5 separate regions of the Homo sapiens genome follow, and all the other regions are linked to region 4. A link is a loop called in an ENCODE intact Hi-C map of the cell type or tissue named here. Cell type or tissue: dorsolateral prefrontal cortex. All regions are shown on one strand.

Region 1 (5,000 bases), 73 kb after region 4:
ATGTGCCTTTGTGGGGTGTGAGGGAGAAGTTCTATTAACAGAAGAAATGAGGTGGATATCTTACTACTTTAATCCCAGCACTTTGGGAGGCCAAAGCGGGTGGATCACGAGATCAGGAGTTCAAGACCAGCCTCGCCTATATGTTGAAGCCCCATCTCTACTAAAAATACAAAAATTAGCCGGGTGTGGTGGCATGTGCCTGTAATTCCAGCTACTCAGGAGGCTGAGGCAGGAGAATTGCTTTAAGCCGGAGGTGGAGGTTTCAGTGAGCCAAGATTGTGCCACTGCACTCCAGCCTGGGTGACAGAGTGAGACTCCGTCTAAAAAAAAAAAAAAAAGAATAGCCACTCTAGTCAGCTAAATTACCTGCAGGTCAGAAAAATTGTTATCAACATAGAGTGGGGAAAAGGGAGAGAGACAGATGGGCTGAGAGGAGGACAAATGCAGGGACACTAAATTCATCTTCTGCTGTCTGCTCCCACTAGTGGCAAATACCGGTGCAGTCTGTTTAGAGTATCTGTGAACCAAATCTCCATGCATGTCAGTATCCTCTCATGAGGGCCATTCAAGCCGTGTGCAGCATTCATTAGTAGCACTATAGAAGGCTTACGGTAGCAAGGCATGACTTTTGAATCAGTAGCTTTGGTTTTCTCATCTATAAAACGTGACTAATAATAATGCCAACCTCACAGAGGTGTCATAAAGCTTAAAAAGAATCATGCATGCAAAGCACTAACTTTTACTGAGCTAAAAGCAAGCAATGCAAAGTAGGACAACAGTTCTTGTTAAAAAGTTCTGAGGAGTTAAGAAATTCTTCCTAGGTCACATAACTTGTGGTTTAGAGAACAGGGTTTTAAACTCAAAGTATGTCTGATTTCTGGGCCTGTGCTCCTTTCACTAGCTCCATAAACATGCAACCTTTTCATATGGAGGTTTGAGGTTAGACAGGAGCAATTTCTCCCTACTTGTTTGTCACAGCCCGTTATTATACAATAGCATAGTTTGACTGCAACTCCCCTGAGAGTCATGGGGAGAGTGGAAAGATCTACAGTGAGAAGTGTTTGCTGAGGACCACACATTGTAACTTTATCATTAGAATTAAGTCTTTAGAAACAAATGAGGAAAAACTGGGAGTTTTTAATACAAGCAATGGTTTACCTAAAAGAAGTGCTTCTTTCATGAAAAGAAAATAATCTAGCAATATTCCACCTTAAAGAAGGAATTTCCTCCTGATTTCTGTTTTTAGGTTATTTGCTTTTAGCTGTTCTGCTGCCACTTTTAACAGTCTGAGCTAACTCCCTCTCCATGTCACTATCTTACTCCAATTGCTTGGCTACCTTAGGAAATGCAAACTAATTTTAATATTAGTCTAAGCAAAAATAGAGCAGGATCAATTGGCTTCTGAAAAGAAATACCATGACACATACTTAAATGAATGAGAAGAACATGGGGGATTATCCCATAGTGTTTATTAGCCCAGCAGGGCTTTCTTAGGGACATGTCATCTATAGAGAAATAATACTCCAATTTTACTTGTCTCTGTTATTATGTATGTCTGCCGAGGGTCTTTGGGTAGAATAGCAGCATAGCTAGTCTACTTTGGCTAATCACTCTATCACACTCTCACCCTTGTGATTAACTCTAAGATAAAAACAAATAAAACCCAAACAAACAAGATGAAACCCTCAAAGCAAAACCCAGAAACAAGACAAAGGAAATGTTCCTTTTCTCTCTTGAACCCTATTTCATGGTTATTTTAACATATTTTATGTCTTTACATATTTTGTAGCCATTTTGTATTTATCATTACTTTACTCTCTGTAGCCATCAAGAAAAAATACTGAAAATGAACAGTACACATCTCCTGCTCAATGTCTTTAGCCACTCTGAAATTGTCTTTGGAACAATCTGAGTGGTTTGCAAGCAGATGTGATTGCCGAGTGAAGAGATTCTTAAGCACCTGAAGAAATAACAAGAGGAACTGCCACACTCTGGGCACACACAAGGACCAGGCAAAAGCCAGGAGCTTTATACCTTTCAATTCATTTGATCCTAACAGCAACTTTATGAGGCAGGACTTTTCCTTATGCCCATTTTGCAGATGAGGAAATCTAGCCTTAGGTCCTCCATCTAGTAAATGGGAATTGTGATTTCAATCCATATAACAATAATAAAACAATGGCCAACATTTGTATTAGGCTGTGTTTGCATCATTATAAAGGAATATCCGAGACTGAGTAATTTATAAAGAAAAGAGGTTTAACTGGCTCATGGTTCTGCAGGCTATATAGGAAGCATAGCGCCGGCATCTGCTTGGCTTCTGGTGATGGCCTCAGGAAGTTTACAATCATAGCAGAAGGGGAAACAGAGCTGGCACACCACATGGTGAGAGGGGGAGCCAGGAGGTAGTGGGGTGGGGACGGGAGGTGCCAGGCTCTTTAAATAACCAGTTCTCACATGAACTAACAGAGCGAGAAGTCACTTATTACCATGGGGAAGGCACAAAACCATTCGTGAGGGGTCCACCCCCATGATCCAAATACCTCCCACCAGGCCCCACCTCCAACATTTGGGATTACATTTCAACATAATATTTGGAGGGGACAAACGTCCAAACTATACCAACATGTATTAAGCATTTATCATTTTCCAAGAGCTCTTCTAACAGTTTGGCATGCATTAACTCATTTAAACTCCATAAAATCTCTGAGAGGTAGGAACAATATATAAACACTTCAATTTAGCAGATAAGGATACTGAGGGACAGTACAACTTAAAGCCTGATCTCTCGGTGGGAGCTGGAGCGGCTTCCTCCTTTGTGATTTTCCTCTGCTTCAGTCGTATTCACCTCCCAGAGACTATCATCTGCCCCTGCTAGTTGTAGAGCAGATAGGATTCAGAGAGTTGGTTGTATAAGCTCTATTGTGACCTCTTCTGGCAATTAGATTAGAAAACAATTACATTTAGCTATAGCATATTCATTGGGGAACAGGGTGTTTCAGGAGTTGAGTAAAAAAAAAAAAAAGCATTTTTTAGGAAGACAAAATAGGATCATACTCAGTATTTCCTTCTAAAACTTTATTCTTAGCTCTTCTGCCTGAGAGTTACACTGTTGAGAGAAAACGAGGCTGCACCTGCCTTAAGGGCTGCAGAATGTTGCTACTTTGCTGTGGCAATTTTCTGTCCAAAGACATGGAAAAGGCCATGCCCCGGGCAGGGGGTCAGGCCAAGGGATCTCCAAGGTCACTTCCAAGGAAAATTAATATGTCTGGGAGACACAGGAAACTAAGGACCCAGGAAGTTCAGTCAATATTGGGCGAGTGTAGGCACTCCTCTGGCTGTTGCAGGACATCATTGACCCTTGTGAATCTTAAAGGCCAGTGCATACCAGTGCTGGTTATATTTACACAACGGGCTAAAATTAGCTGGCATGCTCTCCTGGCAACTGGAAAGATATAAGGCTCCCAATTTATCTAGCAATGCTAATTTGGGCAAAACCAAAAATGGTTCTTTTGCTGTTCTCAGTGCATAGGCATTCCACAACAACAGCCTTTTCCTTCCTCTTCCTCTTCTCTACATTTAAGGAAATTTCAAATATAAATCCAGGCTGACTTTGGTTCTGGACAAAACTACAAATATGGAAACCTAAAAGGGGTCCTATAAACAGAAGGGCTTAGGGATTTCTCTGTGTTCAAAGTAGAACAAAAATAAGGTAAAAACATGTTACTATTTTCCATTAACACTGGAAGACACGAACTTAGAAGGGCACCAGTTAGCACATCAGCATTGTGCAGCTGGAACCTTCAGGGGAGGGGTGAATGAAGGCCTTGAATGTCATGGTAAATGCCACTCAAGATGTAAGCAGCCTAGATCCACCCCTGGCTGGAATTGTGAATGTCTTCACCTCTTTGAAGTGCCTGTAATCTGTCTTGAAGAAGAGTGCAGCTCCACAGGTATAAGTTTCACATGTATACAGCTCCACATGAAAGGGAGATAGAATAAATTATTCATGCCCACTAAAAAGTAATATTAGGACATGAGGCACATATTTGTGATACATCCAACAGACCCGCTGATTGGAAGAGAGAGTGGAGAAATGAGAAGAACCCAGGTTTAGGTGTTAAAGAGACCTGAGTTCAAGCTCCATGGTCTCCTTGGGTAGCAGGTAGTAGACCTGAAATTACTGTTCAAGCCTAGACTTGTCTTTAAAGGGTTATCAGGGAAGCCAGTGATGGTGAAATTTAAATTGAGTATCTGGTGTCTGAGGATGGCTAAATGAAAAAAACAGGGAATATATAGAAGGAAAAGCATTTGAAAGAATAAGTAAGGTTTCAATAAAGTATAACAACTATTATATTAAAGGTGTTATAGAAAGAGACCAGAAAATGTAAAAAAAAAAAAAATTTCATTAGGGAATTTAAAAATATAAGTCCAAATTATAGAACATTCTACCTAACAGCTGCAGAATATACATTCTTTTCATCAGAACATGAAACATTCTCCAAGATAGAACATATGTTAGGCCACAAAACAAGTCTCAACAAATTTTTAAAAATTGAAATCATATCAAGCATCTTCTCAGATCACAGTAGAATAAAGTTAGAGAAACTTCAGAAACTATATAAATACATAGAAATTAAACAGCATGCTCTTGAATGACCACTGTATTCAATGAATACATTAAAACAGAGATGAAAACATTTGGAAGCAAATGAAAATGGAAGTACAACATAACAAAACCTGTAGGATATGGCAGAAACTGTGCGAGGAAGGGAGTTTGTAGCATTAAATGCCTACGTTAATAAAGTGGAAAGATTATAAATTAACAATCTAATCATGTACCTCAAGGAATTAAGGGCAAATCAAACTCATATTAGCAGAAGAAAAGAAATAACAAAGATCAGAGCAGAACCAAATGAAATAGAGACTAAAAATACAAAGGATCAATGATATGAAAAGTTGGTTCTTCCAAAAGATAAAATCATAAACCACCAACTAGA
Region 2 (5,000 bases), 90 kb before region 4:
ACTGCAGAGGAATGAGATGGCTGAGAAGGCTATAAAGCAATACAGACATTGTGTCTCTGCCACTAAGGGATTTACAGTCTAGTATCAAGGACAACACACATATAAAAAAAAGATAGTATCAGTGCCTAGAACTCTTAGGCACATCCTTAATAGATAACAAACTAATCCCTAATTGACAGATAAATATAAGTACTACAGAATTTCAGAAAAGGGATTCACTAGGTTGGGAAAAGCGTCACAAAAAATAAAAATCTCTGGGTCTTGACAGAAGCATAGGATGGTGGAAGAGGAAAGAACACGCCAAAAAGGAAGGGTTGTTCAAAGTTTTAGAGGTCTTAAGTATTCATAACACAAGCTTTTATATAATCTAGATACAGATCTTTTGTCAGATATATGGTTTCCAACACACACACACACACACACACACACACGAGGTGGAGGGGAAGAGACAGAGAGAGAGAACGAACACATACATAAAGGAATAATCACTTGTTTTGAAAGGACGATTTACTAATGGGTTTAATGGGAGATAAACTTATTAAAAGAGGTGCTTGTTAGGGAAGGGCCTTGAATACTAATGTAAGGAGTTATGACTTAATTGTACAGGCCAAAAGGTGGCAAACTTTTGGCCTGTACAATGACCATGTCCTCAGGCCAAATCTGGCTGGCCATCAATTTCTGTAAGTAATGTTTTATTGAAACACAACCAAGCCCATTCATTTACTATTGTCTGTGCTGCTTTAGTGCTATAATGAATAAGTTGAGTAAATTGCAACAGAGACCATATGGCCTACAGAGCCTAAAATACTTACCATCTGACCCTGAGATTGGTCATGGCCCTCACTCTGGGCCTTACACACACTCAGGCAAGTGGCCCTAGCCCTGGATAACAAAAGAAAAATTAAGGGTACAGAAAACACTTAATAACTACTTAAAAAATGTAGATATAAGGGTGAGCAGCACTAAACTGGGGGAATTTTGCAGGACTTAGTGACTGGTTGAAAGAAAAGAGTAACAGATCAAAGATGACGCGAAGCTTTTGAACTTATTTGATTGGCTGAAAGACAGCAGTCATAACTAAAACTGCATGTTTGGACCAAAGTTAGATGAAAGTATAATGAATTAGACAACTTAGACAAGTCAAGTTTCCGGTGTTAGTGAAACTCTCAACTGGTCTATTTAAAAATAGAGACATAACACTTCAGCTTGGGAAACAAAGCAGGGCTGGAAATGAGGACTTAAAAGTCCTTTGCATAAAGAAGAGAACAACAGACATGAGGCCCTACTTGAAGGTGGAATGGTAGGGGGCGAGACAGGATTGAAAAACTACCTATTGACTATTATGCCTATTACCTGGGTGACAAAATAACCTTACGCCAAACCTGTGACACACAATTTACTTATGTAAGAAACCTGCACATGTCCTCCTGAACCTAAAATAAAAGTTAAAAAATCCTTTGCGTAGTTGAAGCCACACAGAAAATGGAGAAGATCTCCTAAAATAGATACAGAGAAAGTATTAGGACATACTTACATATATCAAGTAGAAGGCAAGAAGTAGAGGCAGTGGAGACAAAGCAGGAATGCCACAGGAAAAAAAGGAAGAATCAGGGTAGCTTAGTAAAAGTCATTTATAAACTAAGAATGAAGGTACAAGGATGAAGAAAAGTCCATAAAGGAAAAAGTGAATGGATAAAAGGTCAACTAGAATAGCAAAGTGTCAAAGATGTCAAAAAGGAGAACAACAAGCAGGGGTGGTTAATTTTTCAAATAAATTTCTAAAATTCAATCTTTTATACTTTCATATGAGAAATCATGCAGAGAAGTGGACTTTACGTTTGTTTATGAGAAGATATTCAGCCTTTCCATTGATTTAACTTTCAGTATGAGCTAACTCATGTATTGGAGAGCTAAAGGATGACCATGAACTCTATGAAAAAGAACTTCCCAAAAAGGGGGATGACTTTTGGGAAAGACCATAAGAAACAACTGAAAATACTGTAAGGATAAATAGGTACAGTGGTCATTTCTCTAAAGATAGATGCACTTTATTACATGCCCTGTCCAATAAATTCCCCTTAACAAAATCAATTACCTTAACTATTTGTATGTATAAGACCTAACCAAGTTCCTTGAGTGAAAGATGTTTTTTCTTACTACTTACATCTTCACTGTCTACTGTTCACATAGTGGATAAATATTCACTGAATTACTGTGCTCATATATGTTGTTATAAGATGCCAGGAAAACTTAATCTGAAGTGAAAAATTGTTTTTCACTTCCTAATAGGAAAATGCCATTAAACGTATTAGTAAAAAATTCAACCCACTAGCCTATAGATGTACACAGAGGAAGTAAAAGAAAATTAGAGACAATGAATATAGGCATTTGAATAAAACACAGAATACAGAGAGATAAACAATATTCTCAGTGGCTGACATTTGCTAGGATAAAGTGACAAAAATCTAACAGCTGAAGTAGTGAAGATTTGTAATAAAAATAAAAGCTGCTTGTAATAAAAAGGTAGAAAACATTATTAAAGTAACACCATTTAAAGACCAAAGAAAATCTATAAAAGCAGAGTGTTTTAAACTTCCTATAAAGATCCTCTAAGGAAAGATTCAATTAGCAGAGGCAGAGGAAAACAGTACCAGAAATGGAGATTCTATAGGAAATAACTGAGGGCCTTCAAGGAGTTTAAAAGTTCAGAGGCATTTTACAACATCTAATTTTACTTCAAAACTAATTGATTAAATTATTCACAAAATATGTTAGCTCTGACATGGAAATCTTGTTGAGTTGCAAATAAAAATAGAGAAATAAAGGATAAAATTAGAAGAGAATGAATAAAAGGGCTAGAACTACCAGTGACATGAAATTCTCTAAGTCTAAGTTGGTCACCACTCTAAAAAACAGAAACCATGCATATGAATTTCCAGCAAAGGTATAAAAGGAGAAACAGAGGTGTGATTCTGGGCATTAGCCACTAGATGGTGGCATTGGCCCAAGACAGTTCAGTTGTGGGAATAGTAACCATTTCTAAGCATAGGATTGTCAAAGAATGGCATTTTATTTAATTATGTTAATTAAAACTTTGAAAGCAAACATTTTGAAGCATTAGAAAATTTGTCAACAAATTATCAAGGGTTTACTATAAACTGATCATAAAAATACCATAGTACTTGTTCACTCACCTTTACTACATTGTCCCCTGATTGCCCATTATTTCGTAAACAATCTAGACAGATAGCAATTTGTGGGTCACTTCTGTGATAATCTTTATCATCTTCATTTTCATCACCTTCTTCATCTACTTTCGGTTTGTCAGCTTTTGAAGTATCATCTGTATAATTTAAACAAAACTAAGTTAGCTATAAATCAAAGTTGATTTTAAAGTTAAGCAATCATACATTGATAATCAAAACAAAAATCAACTTTAAAAAATTTCCTAACAGTTTTTGAAGAAGAACTTAGTATCTTTAAAATGTTCCAACCAACTCAGCAATGGAAATATTTTGTAAAAAAAAAAAAAAAAAATTGGAAACTTATTAACATAGCTTAAGATTTCTAGGCTCATTGGGACATCCAAATGAAAGATTCAGGACTAGCTGTATTTAGCCAAAAAAATGATTACAATTAGTAATTAGACTATGTTAGAAAGTGGACAGAATATATAAAAATACTTCCAAATTATTTATAGGTGTATATATAAATTATACTCGTTTATAAATAAGTATATATTCAAATTAAAACCAAATACTTTTCAAATGATAAAATTAAGTTCTCAAAATTTCAAATTACTATTCATAAAATCAGCCAGTGAAAAAAAACGAGTATAATGAATTAGCTTTTTAACATGTATATAGCTATTAATACATAACATGTTACAACTCCATTAAAGATATCTCAATGGCATACTTTATATTATATACAAATGTATTTCACCTATTACAAACCTGTAGCCTATAAATAATGCAGCTATATTTATCATTCATCTGTTGAGTAGTTCTAACTATATGTTGGATACACATCATACAAGGCCTGAGGGAACAATACTGAAACTAGAGCTATCATCCTCTCTCTCACAGTGGTCAGGGTATGGAATCAAATAAAGGCAAGCTAAAAAAAAAAAAAAAAGAAAAAACCAGACAAATACAGGATGTGAGAGGTAAAATGGACTATGCATGCACATATAAAAGAGACAATAAACCCAAACTTTGGGAGTGAAGCAGGGACGATTTCCAGATGAGATACCTCTAAGCTAACACTTGAAAAAATCAGCCAGCTAAACATTACTTGTAGAAAAGCTTCCCTGCAAAGTGACTGGCCAGATCCTTTTTGATGACTGTAGTAAAAGCACTACAGGTATACCATAGAGCGGGGAGGTGGGTTCTCTTTTTTCTACATGTTTTCTTCTCCTTATTTATAGAGAATATACATAGATAGGAGTTGCCTTCTATGAACCAAACTCCTAGCTCCAACAAAAAATCTGAATTCTCCACCCAAGCTAAAGACCAAATACCAGAAATACTTTAAAATGGGAGAAACAATAGGAAAAGGGAGATAAAATTCACAAAGTAGGCTACAGCCCTTCACAAGTTAAACTGTGATACGTAGAACCATAGAGTAAACCTACCACGTAACTTCTGATGACAATCCCTCAGGCTCCTGTCCTCTTGAATAGGCAGTCAAAAACTGGAATATTTAATTAGCCTTATCTTATCTGTATTTTTACTAGAGCACTACTACTATAATTGGTTGTTATTGTTTAATTGCAGTGTACACGTGGGTAAAACAAGCCCTAGTTATTTTTTTGGCCAGGCTTAGCTTCTTTGCCATTTTTTTGTTGTTGTTGTTACAGATAAAAAATAGTCTCTTGTTACCTTATTCTAGCATCAAAACTATTCTCAAACTTCCCCTGCTCTAACAGCCTTGCACAGTTAAGTTGAACGAATAAAATGATAATCTCCATTTTACAGATTAAAAAAGGGAGATCTCAT
Region 3 (5,000 bases), 260 kb after region 4:
TTTCCTGAACAGTAGGTTTCAATGATGGGCTTAAAATATTCAATAAACTATGATGTAAAAAGATGTGCTATCATCAAGGATTTGTGGTACAATTTATAGAGCACAGGCAAAGTAGATTTAGCATAATTCTTAACAACCCTAGGATTTTCAGAATGGTCAATGAGCATTGGTTTCAACTTAAAATCACCAGCTAACAAGGGAGTCAAAGCTTTGAAGCTTTGAAGCCAGGCATTGACTTCTCCTCTCTAGCTATCAAAGTCCTACATGGCATCTTCCAATAGAAGGCTGTTTCATCTACATTGAAAATCTGTTGCTCAGTGTAGCCATGTTAATCAGTTATCTTAGCTAGATCTTCTGGATAACTCGCTGCAGCTTCTTTCTTCTATCAGCACTTGTGCTTCACCTTGCACTTTTATGTTACAGAGATGGCTTCTTTCCTCAAATCTTATGAACCAACTTCCGCTGCAGTTCTCCAACTGTTTTCAGCAGCTTCCTCACTTCTCAGCATTCATAGCATTGAAGAGTTAGGGCCTCTGGATTAGGCTTTGGATTAAGGCATTATTGTAACTGGTTTGGTGTTCTATCCAGACCACAAAAACTTTCTCCATTCAGCAATAGAGCTGTTTTGCTTTATCATTTGTGTGTTCACTGGAGAAGCACCTTTAATTTCCTTCAAGAACTTTTCCTTTGCATTCACAACTTGAGTGAGAGGCATAGTTTTCAGCCTATCTTGGCTTTCTACATGCCTTTCTCAATAAGCTTAATCATTCCTAGCTTTTGATTGAGAGAGATGTGTGGTTCTTCCTTTCACTTGAACACTTAGAGGCCATTGTAGGGTTATTAATTGGCCTAATTTCAATATTGTTTTGTTTCAAGGAATGGGGAGGCCTGAAGAGAGGGAAGGAAATGGGGAAAGCTGGTCGATGGAGGAGTCAGAACACACACAACATTCATGGATTAAGTTCACTGTCCGATATGAGTGCAATTTGTGGCTACCTAAAACAGTTATAATAGTAAAATCAAAGAACACTAACCAACAAAACACATATAATAATAATGAAAAAGTTTTTAATATTGTGAAAATTACCAAAATGTGACATGAGCGAGACAGGAAACAGGCACATGATGTTGAAAAAATGGCACCAATAGACTTGCTGGTTACAGAGGTGCCACAAATCTTCAACTTGTAAAAAATTCAGTATTTGCAAAGCACAATAAATTGAAGCACAATAAAAGGAGGTATGCCAGTAGTTCTTGGCCAGGTGCTAGGCCAGGTCCTAAGACCTGTGGTAAGAAAAAGAGATTGTCCATGACATGCCCTCCTGGAAGAGATGAATATTAAAGGAATAATGAGGAATAAATACATAGTCATGTGCCACAGAATGGTGTTTCGGCCAACAATGAACCACATATACAAAGGTGGTCCCATAAAAATAAAATGAAGCTGAAAAATTTCTATTGATAGCAACATCCTAGCTGTTGTAACATCATAGTACAGTGCATTACCTTTTCTATGTTTGTTTAGATACACAATATACTTACCACTGTGTTATAGTTGCCTACAGTATTCAGTACAGTGACATGTCGTACAAGTTTGAAGCCTAAGAGCAATAGGCTGTATTGCTCATATAGCCTAGGTGTTTAGTAGGCTGTATCATTTAGGTTTGTGTAAGTAACACTCTGTGATGTTCACACAACAAAACCGCCTAATGATGCACCTTTCAGAACGTATCCCTGTCGTTAAGTGAGGCAGTAAGTGCACAGTATCTGTCTGTTGTAAATACGATGAAGGAAACAATACAGAGTGTCTAAGATGATGAGGCTTCTATAAAGACTTCTTTGAGGTGGTAACCTTTAGGGTTTGTCTGAAAGGTAAACAGGAGTTATTCAAGAATCAAGTGTTCCAGGTAGCAGGAACACTGCTCTATGGAATACAGCAAGGATATGAGAAATGTTTGGCACTTGTGGAAATACATGAAAGCCAGTGAAGTCTGATGTAAAACACTAGCACCAAGAGACCCATTTTGGATAAGATCATATATGTTAACCTCTTAGATATGCCTCTAACTATCTGGGAGAGTGTATACGCATAGTCCATAACCAGAAGGTCTTCCAGTTATCTGGTCATAGACACATATAGAGTTGTGAGAATGGTTTGAAATATTTTTGTACCTTTTCTGTCTAGTACTAATCCAGGGAGTCCACCTCCCACAGGCATTGGGGATTTCATTGTTATCTCTCTGACTCCCAATCTTGTTTGTTGGCCCCTCTACCTTCCCCACAGGGGTCCTGGCTTAAGTTTGTCAGACTTTTAAGGCTCAGGGTCCTTCAATTTCTTCCAAGTGAAACATCTACAACACAGACATTTCTCTTGCCAGTGCTGATGTCTCATGTGGCATAACTTCAACGTGTTACCACCATGTGACCAACTTTTCTTTATGGTATCTGCCTCAAATCCACCTCCCCTAAAGAGCTGGGAGGGTACACGAGAGAAGAGAATAAAGAGTTAAAAAGTTTTATGTTGCCACATATAAATATTTGCACTAATAACTAGGTAGAGGGCATGAGAGACAATATGGAATAAATCCCATTAGAATTAAGACAACTCTTAGTTATTTCTGCTAATGGAAAAGATAAACACGTTGGGGGAAATTTTTAAGTTTTTAATCACATAGTCAATTTTTTTATAAGGTTCTCTCCTTGCCTTCTCACTGACTCAACTCTTTGCCCACAATCTTTCATTTTGTGTTTGCTCTTCAGTGAAGGGCACACCACACTGGCCAATGGAGAGTCCTAGAAGTTGTTTTTGACCTTCTTTCCCTCATCCTTCTCTTTTAAACAACCAGGTCTTACCAAGTATACTACATAAGTAGTGCTGTGATCTGTCCATGTTTTCCAATCCTAGGTGCCTCTGCCCTAGTTCAGGTCACCATTACTTCTCATCTGGATCAAATAGCCCTCCTAGGCTCCTGGCCTCCAGGCTTGCTTACCTCCAGAATGTTTTTCAAGTTGCAGATAGAGGGATTTTTCTAAAATGCAATGCTGATCAACTCACTCTCCTCTTTCAACCCTTCGATGGCTTCACATTTCTCTCAGGATGAAATAAAAACTCCTAAAAATGTCTTATAAAATCCTTAAAATCTGGCTGCTGTTAACTCTTTATTCTTATCTCTCATAACCTTCCTAGCCAAACTCTAAATTTCAACTCAACTAAATTTTCAGTTCCTTAAAAAATCCAGGCACTTGCTTTACTGTTTTCACATACTGTGCCAGCTCCCTGGAAGACTCTTCTTCCCACTACAGCCCACTCCACGCCATCACATCACTTCTCATTCCTCCCCTTTGTTCTAGCTGTATTTCCTCCAGGAAGCCATCCTTGAGTCCTTAGATTCTATTAGTTCCCCCAAGGTGTCTTCCTGTTGTACTTTGCTTTTTCCCCATAACATCTGTCATACTTCCTTCCCCCTCCTCTTGAACACCCAATACTCATTATGCCAATACAGAAATGAGTAACAAAGGAAGCAACACATCACCAATAATCCTGGTTTCATGACATTCTGATTATTTCTGTGCACATTATGGGTATTGTGTATTTAGCTTTACAACTTCAACTGAACAACTTATTCTAGACATCTTTATAGACAGTATTCTTTTAATGTACAATGAATTATTTAATCCTGTTATTATTGGGTATTTAGGTTGTTTCCATTTTCACATTTAAGACATTGTTGCAGTGAATATCCTTATCCATCCACCCTTTATAATTAACCAGTTATTTCTGAAGAATAAATTGACATCAAAAGTATAAGACTTGCATCAAATTGTATCTCCCTCCACACCATCTTGAAAATACCCACTTTATAAATCTTTTTTTCTTTTAACTTTCAACCTGATCAGCCAGATATATTTGTGGTGATTTCCCCCTAAATGACTAGGAAAGTTCAGCATCTTCATGTTACTGGACATTTAAAAAAATCAACTTTATTTGTCCAATTTTCTAAGTCAGGTCTCCTGGAAGCAGCATTTCAAATTAGGATTCTTGTGTAAGTGACTTACTGAGAGTCCTCTATAAGGGAATGAGAAAAAACAGAACAGGGCAGAAGAGGCAAATATGTGGTTTCAGGAGAAATCCACACACAGCGTAATCCCATGGGGTGCTCAGGAGCATAAATTGTACCACCGAGGCCAGTGGGCCAGGCTGTAATGTCCTGCATCAGTCACTGGCCATGGGCCAACCTCAGAGGAGACAAAACTTCCCAGGTATCTTCAGGTAAAGTGACTCTCATCAGCCCAGGACAATCCTCTGGAAAAGGGTGAAGATAAGTCATTAGTACCCAACATCTGAAGCACTGGCAATATAGGTACACCACCCTGGGAATGGGGATCTCTATGGATGCTAACAGCATGTCATGTTGGGTATTTAAAAAAAAAAAATTCTTAAAAGCTAAGCATATGAAACCTTCCTGGAATATGTATTGTAAATGTACTTTCCTACTTGTTGTTATGTAGAGACAAATCAATCAAACTTTGTTTTCTGGCTTTGATGACCATGCTCGGCAGGTCTATTGCAATCCAAGATTATTATTTTTTTAATTAACTTACATTTTCCTCTAGTATTTTACAAGTTTGTTAAAAAATTTAAATCTTTAATCTACCTGGATTTACTATGGGTGTGTATTGGGTGTGAGATAGAGATTTGACTTAGTTTTTTCCTAAATGATAGCTGACACTTCAATATTTAAATTAATATAATGAAGTAATAAATAATAAAATAGTTGGTACTTTCTTTTTTTTAGACAGAGTCTCATTCTGTCGCCCAGACTGGAATGCAGTGGTGCGATCTCAGCTCAGTGCAACCTCTACCTCCCGGGTTCAAGCAATTTTCCTGCCTCAGCCTCCCGAGTAGCAGGGATTACAGTCATGGGCCACCATGCCTGGCTGATTTTGTATTTTTAGTAGAGACGGGGTTTTGCCATGTTGGCCAGGCTGGTCTTGAACTC
Region 4 (5,000 bases):
GACTAAAAGAACTCCTAAACAAAGTAAGATCAGATAGCGATTAAGCGCAGTGAAGAAAATAAAATAGTATTATGGGGTGGCTCCTGGGGGAGGGGACAGGAGATAATGAAGGCGATCAAGAAGGCCTGGCTGAGTAGATGCCGTTTGAGGTGAGTCTTAAATGATGAGAAAACTTTATTCAGTCTTACTAATGTGAGGTGGGAATGAGTCAAGTTAATCTTTGAGAGTGATCACATTGGGAAAAATTCTGTATTCATGAATGGCAACCGAGGTTCCTTTTAGGATCTGGCTTTTTAAAAACCCTCAAAAAACTAGTCTTAAGGAGTCTTCTTTTAAGATCCACTTTTAAAATTTTTCTAATTACTTCAGAACCAGTTAGGTAGACGCAATTACTAGGAGGATTCCTTCAGAGTCTGATACCTCCCTCACTTGACACCAAATACTGAATGAGACAGGACCCAGCCCTGCAGCGAACCAGCGCTCCTCAACCGGTTAATGTAGCCAGGTGGAATTTTGTAACTCTTTCGAGAACGCAAAACAAGCCTTGGGGAATGTGTGGACCCTGACCCCCCAAAAGTTAGTGTGGAAGAGGGGACCCCGCTGCCCTTTTGCACTAAGTCTCCCCCGTCCCTCCGGGCGTCCCTGACCCCCCCACAAGTTATTGTGGAAGGGGGGGACCCCGCTGTCCTTTTGCACTAAGTCTTCCCCGCCCCTCCGGGCGTCATCACTGCAGAGGGGCCACTCTCCCTGGGTCAGAGGTACATAGCGAGTACGCGCGCGTGTGTGTACCCCGCATGAATCATCGGGGCCCGGTCCGCGGGGCGATGATTCATTCACCGCCCTGGAGCTCACGGCCACACGTTCCGGGTGTACTATGACGGCCGCACACGCAGCTTTCTTAATATTAAACAAATGTTTCAAAGTACAAACGCCTGGGGCCAGAAACCTGTAGACCCAGGAGAGGTGGCAGCGAAAAAATAGCACGTTTCGGCCGCTGCCCGAGTGTTGGCGGGGAGGGGATGGGAGCAGCGGGCACGTCCGTCCGTGCCCCCCCACCCCACCACCCCGGCACGCGCGCGGGCAGCGCCCGCAGGGGGCGCGGAGGGCGTACAGGTGGGTCCCGCCGGGTCCTGCCTCCTGCCCCTCCCTGCCACTCGCGGAAGGCCACCGCGCCCTCCCCAACGCGCCTCTCGCTCGCCCCTTTCCTCTCCGTGACATCTTATATAATAACCTGAGCTAATCAAAACGGAAGCGACGCGCGCAGCCGGGAGCAGATGCTCGCGCCCCGAGCCAGCGGCCCCCAAACTAGGCGCCGGGGCGCGCGGCTGCCGGCGGGGGAAGGGCCCGAGCGCCGACTCAGGTCGTCCCTCCTCGGCGGAGGCGCCGCTGCTGCCGGTCCCCATCAGGAAGCCGCGAGCGTCACAAACTGCGTCAGCTTCTTCGAACACATTTCATGGTCTCCCTCCAGCCAGGGAGCCGCTGCTCCCGCGGCGGGGCCGCGGCCAGGACTGGAAGGCGCCCCTCTGGGGAAGAGAAAGTTCCTCGGGGCCCTCCCCTTGCCCGCCCGGCGCCCGGCCCCGCCGTGCCTCCAGCCCCTTTCCGCGCGCCGCCAGCCCGGCCGCGCCGCCCACCGGCCCGCACCGAGGTCAGGTTAGGCAACTTGTGACCCCGGGGCGCCAGGCGGCCCCCTCCCGCCCGCCGGGCTCGCCTGGCTCCCGGGGCCTCCCCCCCGGCCCCGCGGAAAACAGCCACGCCAGAAACTTCCCTGGGCCGCGTCGGGCGGGGAAGCCGCCTGGGTCCCCGCGCATCGCCCTTACCTTGCTCTCGAGAGGCCACGATCCGGGCGGGCCGCGCGGGGCGCGTGGTGCGCGAGCGCGCGCGCGTGGGGCGGTAGGTGAGGGAGCCCGCGCCGGCGGGGGCGGGGCGGGGCAGCGGGGGTGCGAGCGGCGCGGGGCGGGGGCTGGGCCGGCCCGGCGGGCGGGCGCGAGGAGAGCAGAGCCCGCGGCGGCGGCGGCGGCGCTGGCGGCGGCGGGCGCGGGGCGAGCGCGCCGAGGGGGCGGAGGAGTTACCGTGGGTTTGTTTACGCATTGCTGCCCGGCTCGGGGCACAGCCCGCACTCCCTGATTGGACACAAACTGGGGCACAGCCTCTCGCCGCCGCCCGCCAGGCCTCCTCGAGCCGCCGCCGCGCAGCTCCCGGAGCGTCCTGCCGGGCACGGCCCACGGCGGTGCCCAGGCCTGGAGGGGACGAGCCGCGGCGGCTGCCCCGGGCGGGCGTGAAGCCAAGCTTTCGCTCGGGGCTCGCAGTCTCCCACCTGTAGTGGCCCGACCTTGGCAAGGAGAAATTCGAAACTTCTCAGGCCGGAGACTTCGAATCGTACAGCCTCTGAGGGGGCACCTTCTCCCCCCACAGACGGAGGAAGCGTGCCCTTGAATAGATGGAAGGCAGCTCGAATGTCAGTATGCCTCCCTGGCGATGGTCAAGTCCAGGCTTCCCGTATAAGCTGCCCTCCACCCGAGAGCTCGCAGTTTCTTTTCCTGCCTCCAGCTTCTTTGCTTCTAATCGCAAAGTCCCCCCACCCCACCCCACCCCCGCCACCCCACCAGAAGTGACCTTGCCGCCCTGATGCTGAAGATCCTCCAGTGACTCACCATGGCCTCGAGCCTTAATGCCTCATTCTCAGAGTCCTCAATAGCTGGGCCTCCATTTTTCAGTCTCCCCTCCACTTCCCTACCCTCACCCCAAAGCCTCCGTTTACAGACAACACCTGAAATGTGTCTGTCCTTTGACACTTTATTTTGATCCTTCTCTGTTCTCTGCCAGAATACCCCTTAGCCGCCTCCACCTGTCAAACTTTGTTGGACTCAGCTCCTGTAGCCGTCTCCTACCATCTCTGTGCAGTCTTCCTGCTCCCCCAAGCAGAATCCCCCCTTGTGGCTGGCATCATTCTGACCTGGGGGTCAGTTGTGTGCATGTGCTGTACCCTCTCTGATCTGTGGATTCCTTAAAGAGGAGTCTGCTTTTAACAGAGCTCTGGTGATGGGAGAAATGAAAGCTGTAAGACTAATATTGCCTCCGAGTGTCTGCAGCTCTGGTGAGACTGGAAAAGTTCAGGAGTCTTTATCAAGAGGCTCTCCTGATAGGTCCGCAAACCTCATCTTGCAGGAAGCAAACACTTCCAAAAACTGAGCATGCCCTCCATTTTTCCTGCGTCTCTATATCTCCTCCCCACCACACCTAGCTATGTGCCCTCCATACTCATAATGGGCACTTAAGTAACCCTTGAGGAATAAAATTGAATTCTACAGAGATGTTCCTTAAGCCAAGGCTGGCGGTGATCAAAGAGAATAGAGTAAATCATGAAAAAGTAGACATGAACCCAGTCATTTTACAGCTAATTCCTAGGCTAAGAGCCTTCCGGCCCTGTTAGGTAGTGTGGGTTTGTCGCTGTCTGATCACACACTGAAGTAGACCCTGACCCTTCTTGACTCCTGGGACTGCTAGATTTTTTTCTCCGATGCGCTGCTTGCAGTCCCATTAGGAAAAGTGTCTTTGAACTCTGCAAGTGAATCCAGCGAAAGTATTCTTTCCCAAGCGAGTCAATAGCAATAATTTAATGCAGCAAATTAGTTACAAGTGTTGAAAGAACTGGACGTTCAACTAGGGTAAGGTGAGGCAATCCTGAGATTAGCAACTGCTGGACGTGCCTTCTCCCCTGAGGCTGGAGGGGCAAAGAGAGGAGACAGCCGGAACCCTGGAGGGCTTGTCCAATAGGAGTTGGAGCCACAAAGTTAGTGCAACTACTGCGGCAGACATCTTCCAAAGTAGGGGATGAGAGTCCCCCTGGCTTCTCCCTGCCTCCCACCCTCCAAGCCCACCCAGTGGTGGAAAGCAGGAGAAGCCAGTGGACAAGATGACAGAGGGCAGGGCTCAGAATCCCTACAGAATATGTGACAGCCGCAAAAGGAGAATGGGTCTGAGAGCCCAGCGGCAAATGACTGGCACCTGGGCTTGGGTGCTGCACCTGGTTGCCTCTTCCTTTAGGCCGGATTCCGCAGTGCAGCAGGAACTTTCTCTTCCCGAGGCCTAGAATTCTCTCCTTCTTACTTGTCCCTCTTTGCCCTTCTGCTTCCATTACCGTTCTATCCTCTTCTTCGCCGTCACTCCCTTACATTTCTTTTTTCTGTCTCGTCTTGTGTACTCTGGCTCTCGTTTTTTCTTTGTGTTCCCATATATCTCCGCCTGACTTCTTTTCCCCCCCAGAGTCTCTTCTCCCCTCTTCTTGTCCTACTCCTCCCTGGGCAGGATGGCAGCTTTCTTCAGCATGAAGGAGATGACCAGTTGCCTATGGAAGGAAGAGATTAGGAATTATCCTGTTGCTGCCCTTCCAGACAGTGTAGTAGATATTTTACAAACGTTCTCATTTAATCTTCATCTCACTCCTACTAGCTGGGCAACATTTAATATAATCTGGTGACTTTGCTATTGCCTGTCACAAGGAAGGCTTTGTGCCCGTCACCAACAACACTGCTGACGGTTCTCTTACCTTTCCTGTACGTGGTTCCCTGCAACCTTTCTTCTTATCCTACATCTTTTCCTTTCATTAGCACAGATACTTCGCCCAAATCCCAACGCCCAACAGTCTAATACATCCGCACTTTAAATCCCCAAAGACTGAGAATGGCTATTTAGAGGAGGTGCATTTCAGCTGGCACTTGAAGGATGGATAGATTTTCAACAGATGGAAATGGAGGAAGGGTATTCTTGGTGGAAGAGTAAATTATGTGGTTTACGTTGACTGAAACAAGGGATAACTAAGAAATGAAGCCATATTTCAGAAACTTGTCTTCAGCTCTCAGTTCTCTGAGACTATTCCGAAACACAGATTAACCATGAGCGTATTAAATATAGATATGATTTATATAATTAGAATCATAGTGTTTAAAGCCAGAAAGAATTTTCAACATTGTTTGGTGCAACGTGTCCAGTTTTAAGTGAGG
Region 5 (5,000 bases), 160 kb after region 4:
TCTTTCTAGGGAGCATTTGTTAATGGGTTGCCCCAGGTGGAACCAGAGGGCTTAGTTGTCTTGCCAGGGAGAAAACAGGTGTCTCTCAATGTGAATTCAGACCACACTCTCCCTGAGACAGTCCATGTGCCTAATTTAGCAGGTCCGTGACTAAAAGGGCTGCTATGCCTGCAGCTTGAAATTAAATGGAATTGTGGCCCAAAGGAGCCACATCTATCCATGGTGATGGTATTAAAAAACAAAACAAAACAAAAAGATTTGGGTGGCAATGGGCATTTCTGATCACCCAGCAGCGCTATTTCAGACTGAAAGCAAACTTGAGGCCTTGCATGGGGAAGAAGGATGAATCCAAAGAATAAGACTTCTCCATGTAGGTAAGAATGGGGAGTCCAGGTGCTGTGGCTTTCGCCTGTAATCCCAGCACTTTGGGAGGCCAAGGTAGGAGAATGAGGAGTTCGAATTCAGCCTGGGCAGCATAGCGAGACCTTGGCTCTACGAAAAAATTAAAAAATTAGCTCAGCATGGTGGCAAGTACCTGTAGTCCCAGCTATGTGGGAGGCTGAGGCAGGAGCATTGCTTTAGCCTGGGAGAGCAAGGCTGCAGTGAGCTATAATTGTGTCACTCCACTCCAGCCTGGGCAACAGAGTGAGAGCCTGTCTTGAAAAAAAAAAAAAAAAGAAAAGAAAAAGAAAGAAAGAAAAAGAAAAGAAAAAAAAAGGGTGGGGAGGTGGACAAAAATTTAGACAATACTTAAGGTGATTGGGGAGGGGGCTCAAAGTAAACCAAGTCAGGAGTGGGAGAGAACCAGGGAGAGGAACTCACTGAGGAGAGGAGTCTAAGTTTTCAGGTACCCATACTGTGAAAACTCAAGAAAGTTAAAAGTAAGTGAGACCTCTAGCCTTACGGAATGGCATGGTCAATGTCAGAAGAGAATTGGAATGAAGGTGGGGGTCCTTACCTATAATTCCCTCTGACATTGACTTACTGTTCTGTGCTTTCATGTGTCCATGTCTACAAAGCCTAGTGTGGAGAGTGAAAAGGCAGAAAAATGGAGCACTGCCCACCTGTATCCTTATTTGATACAGAGGAGAAGTTGCACATCTTTGCGTGTCTGCACCCAGTGGATTCTGAGTGACCAACCAGTACCTTTGGAAAATAGATCCCTGGCAGATGTGGTAGAAGGAGTATTCCCGGAGGGTAAACTCTGGCTAAAAGTGTAAAACCAAACCCTTTTCTTACCCCATAGTTTGGACAAAATGCCCTCTGAAAGACAATAGGGGAGGCTGGACATTGGGGTAACAACTGATTGCCTTGCTGTTGCCTTGCCTCTCTAAGGAGAGGACACTTGGCACTCCAGGCCTTTGCAGATGCACATCTGAAAGTACAGAACACATGATCCCAGAGATCTGGGGCTTGCATAGCCACCTCCTCCTCAGTGGTCATTGACTATCCAGTTGGTCAGCACTCCTCACTGAGCTCTCAATATACCCAGAGCAGGAGGGCATCTAGACTCTGTGAAGATACAAAAGATAAAAAACAAGAAGACTTAGCTTCTTGGAGGAACCTGTGCACAGGGCCTAGTGGTTTGTGGGTGTTTTGTTTTTAATCAGTGACTTTTCCAGTGACAGTTTCCTTGATATATTTCAGAATCTGCTCATTTTGTACTGTTCTTCCCATCCCCCACAAGGAAGGAACAGATTCTTTACCCCCAAGTAGGGTTGCCAGATAAAATCCTGGACATACCATTAAATTTGAATTTTGAATAAATATCAAATAATTTTTTCATATAAGCGCGTCCCAAATATTGCAGAAAAATCAAATTACAGAGTGTCCTGTATTTTCATTTGTTAAACCCTACTCCCAAGGGATGCCTGTTTCTATTCTTGTGAGTGGTTCATTTTGGTTCTTTCTCTTAGGTTGAGATTAACTGGTGATCACTGGTTTTATTACATATGAAAACTTTCGGCACGGTCTTTACCGAAATGGAGGAAAAAAAGTGATTCTTTCTTAAGTTCTTTGGTTAGACTATTCAATAGGCACATTTTTTGTTCTTATCTAATATGGCAGTCTAGTAAGAAAATTGAGGAAAAATGCAGGATTACTAGCTCCCCATGAACCCCTTTCCTCCCTCTGCCCAAGTCTTAACTATACAGCATCACGATGTAAATGGAGGTAGACAAGGAGAGCACAGATGACACCAAAGCAATGCAATCTGAAACTATCAAAAGTTCCACTTCTCACACCACAAACTCCTTTGTTGGTTAGTTGTGAGTGGGTATTTATAGAACTAGCACTGTACTTTCATTTTGAGACAGCAGCTTGCTTTTAGCCTGAGCAATAATTAGATAAATTATTCCCTTCACTTCAGATTATTAGTGACTAAAACTCTGCCTAGAGATTTTTGAAACTTTGATCAGCATAAACTGGAAAAACAGTCACTTAAATGCTGCAAGTGATTTTCCATCTTGTAGGAGGTAGAGATATCAATAATCCTGCCAGGGTAGAGTCTCTCTTTATCAGACCCACCAGCCAGGTATCTTTTCACAAATGTAAAGCAAGTACCTACCCATTGCTTCTTGCTGGAAAAACAAAAAGAGGAAAGTATCAAGTTACCATCAAATGGGATGTTGTTCAGACTAGAAGCTCATTGTTCTGTTTGGAAATACAAACTGTGTGTTTGCTAGAGTCAGAGCTGCTTCTCTGCATACTTTTTTGGTCCTGGGGCTTGCTTTTTTGGGTCCAAGCTGAAGAATTGGATATAGAAAAGAGAAGAAAAGCATGAGATCCAAATCTCATGCTAAAGGAACTGGATGGAGTTTGGCACAGCTTAGCTCAGACTGGACCACTGCTGTCACATGCACGTTGTTATTTGAGACTGAATTACACAGAATGCACTGATGTTGGACTCTGATATGCAGTGATGTAATTGTCATGTTGAGGCCTACAGGGCAAGGCCACCCCCTAGTGGTAGGGGTTGGGATTGCTTCTTATGGAAGAAAAAATTACCACTGAATCATTCCAAGAAAAACCAATTATATCATGATTAGGTTAAACCTTAAATAGCAGTGGCTGAAATACACAAGGGTGTGCTTCTCTTTCTAAAAGGACATCTAGAAGTAGGCATTCGGAGCTATTCAGGTAGATCCTTGTTTCCCAAGGACTCAGGATTCCTTCTTCCTGCTTCATTAGCCTCAATGAATGGCTTGTTCTCAGGGTCACAGGATGGCTGCTGGAGCTCCAGCCATCATATCCACATTGAAGCCTAGAAGGAAGAAAGATGAAAGAGGAAAAATTAATAGCATGTGTGAGTGTATGTGTATTGGAGTGAGACCTCCTCACTGATTCTCCCTTTAAATAGCTTTTCTGACATTCCCCCAAACACTTCCACAGCTGGCTGAGGAATTGAGAAATGAAGCCTGTTATCTGGGCACTTTACCCTCCTAAGTAAATCAGGGTGCTTTTTACTAAGAAAGCGGGGGAATGAATGCCAGGCAGCAGTAGTAGTTTCTACCTCTCTGGGAAGCCAGCCTGAAACTAGAGGGACAGAGAAGTCTTTTCTCTCTCAAAGCCATTTGACAGCTGGGCCCAAACTTTCTGGTGGCAGACATGTGCTGGACTCTCATGTGGAGCTGGACCTGCTACTGAGAATGGCTCTGGTAGGTGTGTTTCAGGTAGCTGCTTTGCCAAAAGTTGAAATTACCTTTGAGGCTGAGCTTTCCTTCCATTATCCATAAGCCTTTGAAGAAGTTTTGTTAATTGTCTGGTGGTGATATGGTTCGGCTGTGTCCCCATGCAAATCTCTATCTTGAATTATAGCTCCCATAATCCCCACATGTTGTGAGAGGAACTAGGTGGGAGGTAATTGAATCATGGGGGTGAGTTTTCTCGTGCTGTTCTCATGATAGTGAATAAGTCTCATAAGATCTGATGGTTTTACAAAGGGGAGTTCCCCTGCACATGCTCTCTTGCCTGCTGCCATGTCAGACGTGACTTTGCTCCTCATTCAACTTCTGCCATGATTGTGAGGCCTCCCCAGCCATGTGGGACTGTGAGTCCATTAAACCTCCTTTTCTTTATAAATTACCCAGTCTTGGGTATTTTATTAGCAGTGTGAGAACAGACTAATACAATAAATTGGTGCTGCAGAAAGTGGGGAGCTGCTGTAAAGATACCCAAAAATGTGGAAGCAACTTTGGAACTGGGTAATGGGCAGAGGTTGGAACAGTTGGGGCTCAGAAGAAGGTAGAAAAATGTGGGAATGTTTGGAATTTCCTAGAGACTTGGAGGGCTCAGAAGATAGGAAGATGTGGGAAAGTTTGGAACTTCCTAGGGACTTGTTGAATGGCTTTGACCAAAATGCTGACAGTGATAGGGACAATAAAGTCTGGGCTGAGGTGGTCTCAGATGGAGATGAGGAGCTTGTTGGGAACTGGAGTAAAGGTCGTTCTTGCTATGCAAAGAGACTGGTGGCATTTTGCCCCTGCCCTAGAGATCTGTGGAACTTTGAACTTCAGAGAGATAACGTGGGGTATCTGGTGGAAGAAATTTCTAAGCAACAAAGCATTCAAGAGGTGGCAGGGCATAAAAGTTCGAAAATTTTGCAGCCTGATGATGCAGTAGAAAAGAAAAAACCATTTTCTAGGGAGAAATTCAAGCTAGCTACAGAAATTTGCAGAAGTAACAAGGAGCCAAATGCTATTCGCTAAGACAGGGGAAAATGTATCCAGGGCATGTCAGAGAACTTCATGGCAGCCCCTCCCATCACAGGCCTGGAGGCCTAATCAGAAAAAATGGTTTTGTGGGCTGGGCCCAGGGCCCTTCTGCTGTGTGCAGTCAAGGGTCTTGGTGCTCTGTGTCCTAGCTGCTCCAGCCATGGCTGAAAGAGGCCAAGGTACAGCTCGGGCCATGGCTTCAAAGGGTGCAAGCCCCAAGCCTTGGCAGCTTTCATGTGGAGCTTGTCCTGTGGGTGTGCAAATGACAAGAGTTGAGGTTTGGGAACC

What was found. A loop is a pair of places that touch in the nucleus more often than their neighbours do. Peaks named below come from ENCODE experiments on the same cell type or tissue, not always from the same donor. Only the 100,000 strongest peaks of a DNase experiment are listed, where the experiment ranks them.
Region 1: a loop joins it to region 4, with 2.3 times the contacts of the local background. A loop is called at or near these places in 16 of 110 quality-filtered maps.
Region 2: a loop joins it to region 4, with 4 times the contacts of the local background. A loop is called at or near these places in 23 of 110 quality-filtered maps.
Region 3: a loop joins it to region 4, with 5 times the contacts of the local background. A loop is called at or near these places in 13 of 110 quality-filtered maps.
Region 5: a loop joins it to region 4, with 4 times the contacts of the local background. A loop is called at or near these places in 13 of 110 quality-filtered maps.

The regions. Positions count from the first base shown.
Region 1 is chr10:91,086,860-91,091,859 of GRCh38, reverse strand. No RefSeq gene overlaps it. Among named protein-coding and RNA genes, the nearest start is that of LINC00502, 44 kb to the right of the region's middle. In dorsolateral prefrontal cortex, CTCF peaks have their summits at 2,731 and 2,934 (motif pointing left); no DNase peak of the experiment used is centred here.
Region 2 is chr10:91,249,635-91,254,634 of GRCh38, reverse strand. It overlaps PCGF5 (polycomb group ring finger 5), which reads right to left. Exons shown (of 10, transcript NM_032373.5): 6 at 3,195-3,343. Among named protein-coding and RNA genes, the nearest start is that of PCGF5, 31 kb to the right of the region's middle. In dorsolateral prefrontal cortex, CTCF peaks have their summits at 2,789 and 2,989 (motif pointing right); a DNase peak (open chromatin) is centred at 2,994; H3K27ac peaks cover 1,766 bases.
Region 3 is chr10:90,904,605-90,909,604 of GRCh38, reverse strand. It overlaps a transcript of RPP30 not described here. Among named protein-coding and RNA genes, the nearest start is that of ANKRD1, 14 kb to the left of the region's middle. In dorsolateral prefrontal cortex, no CTCF peak of the experiment used is centred here; no DNase peak of the experiment used is centred here.
Region 4 is chr10:91,159,899-91,164,898 of GRCh38, reverse strand. It overlaps a transcript of PCGF5 not described here. Among named protein-coding and RNA genes, the nearest start is that of PCGF5, 58 kb to the left of the region's middle. RefSeq lists enhancers at 209-745, 642-771 and silencers at 1,022-1,361, 1,562-2,231, 2,332-2,421. In dorsolateral prefrontal cortex, no CTCF peak of the experiment used is centred here; DNase peaks (open chromatin) are centred at 798, 1,328 and 2,108; H3K4me3 peaks cover 3,189 bases; H3K27ac peaks cover 3,914 bases.
Region 5 is chr10:91,004,407-91,009,406 of GRCh38, reverse strand. All of the region lies in intron 1 of LOC124902479 (a long non-coding RNA gene), which reads left to right. Among named protein-coding and RNA genes, the nearest start is that of LINC00502, 39 kb to the left of the region's middle. In dorsolateral prefrontal cortex, CTCF peaks have their summits at 2,752 and 2,957 (motif pointing left); a DNase peak (open chromatin) is centred at 2,906; H3K4me3 peaks cover 671 bases; H3K27ac peaks cover 2,213 bases.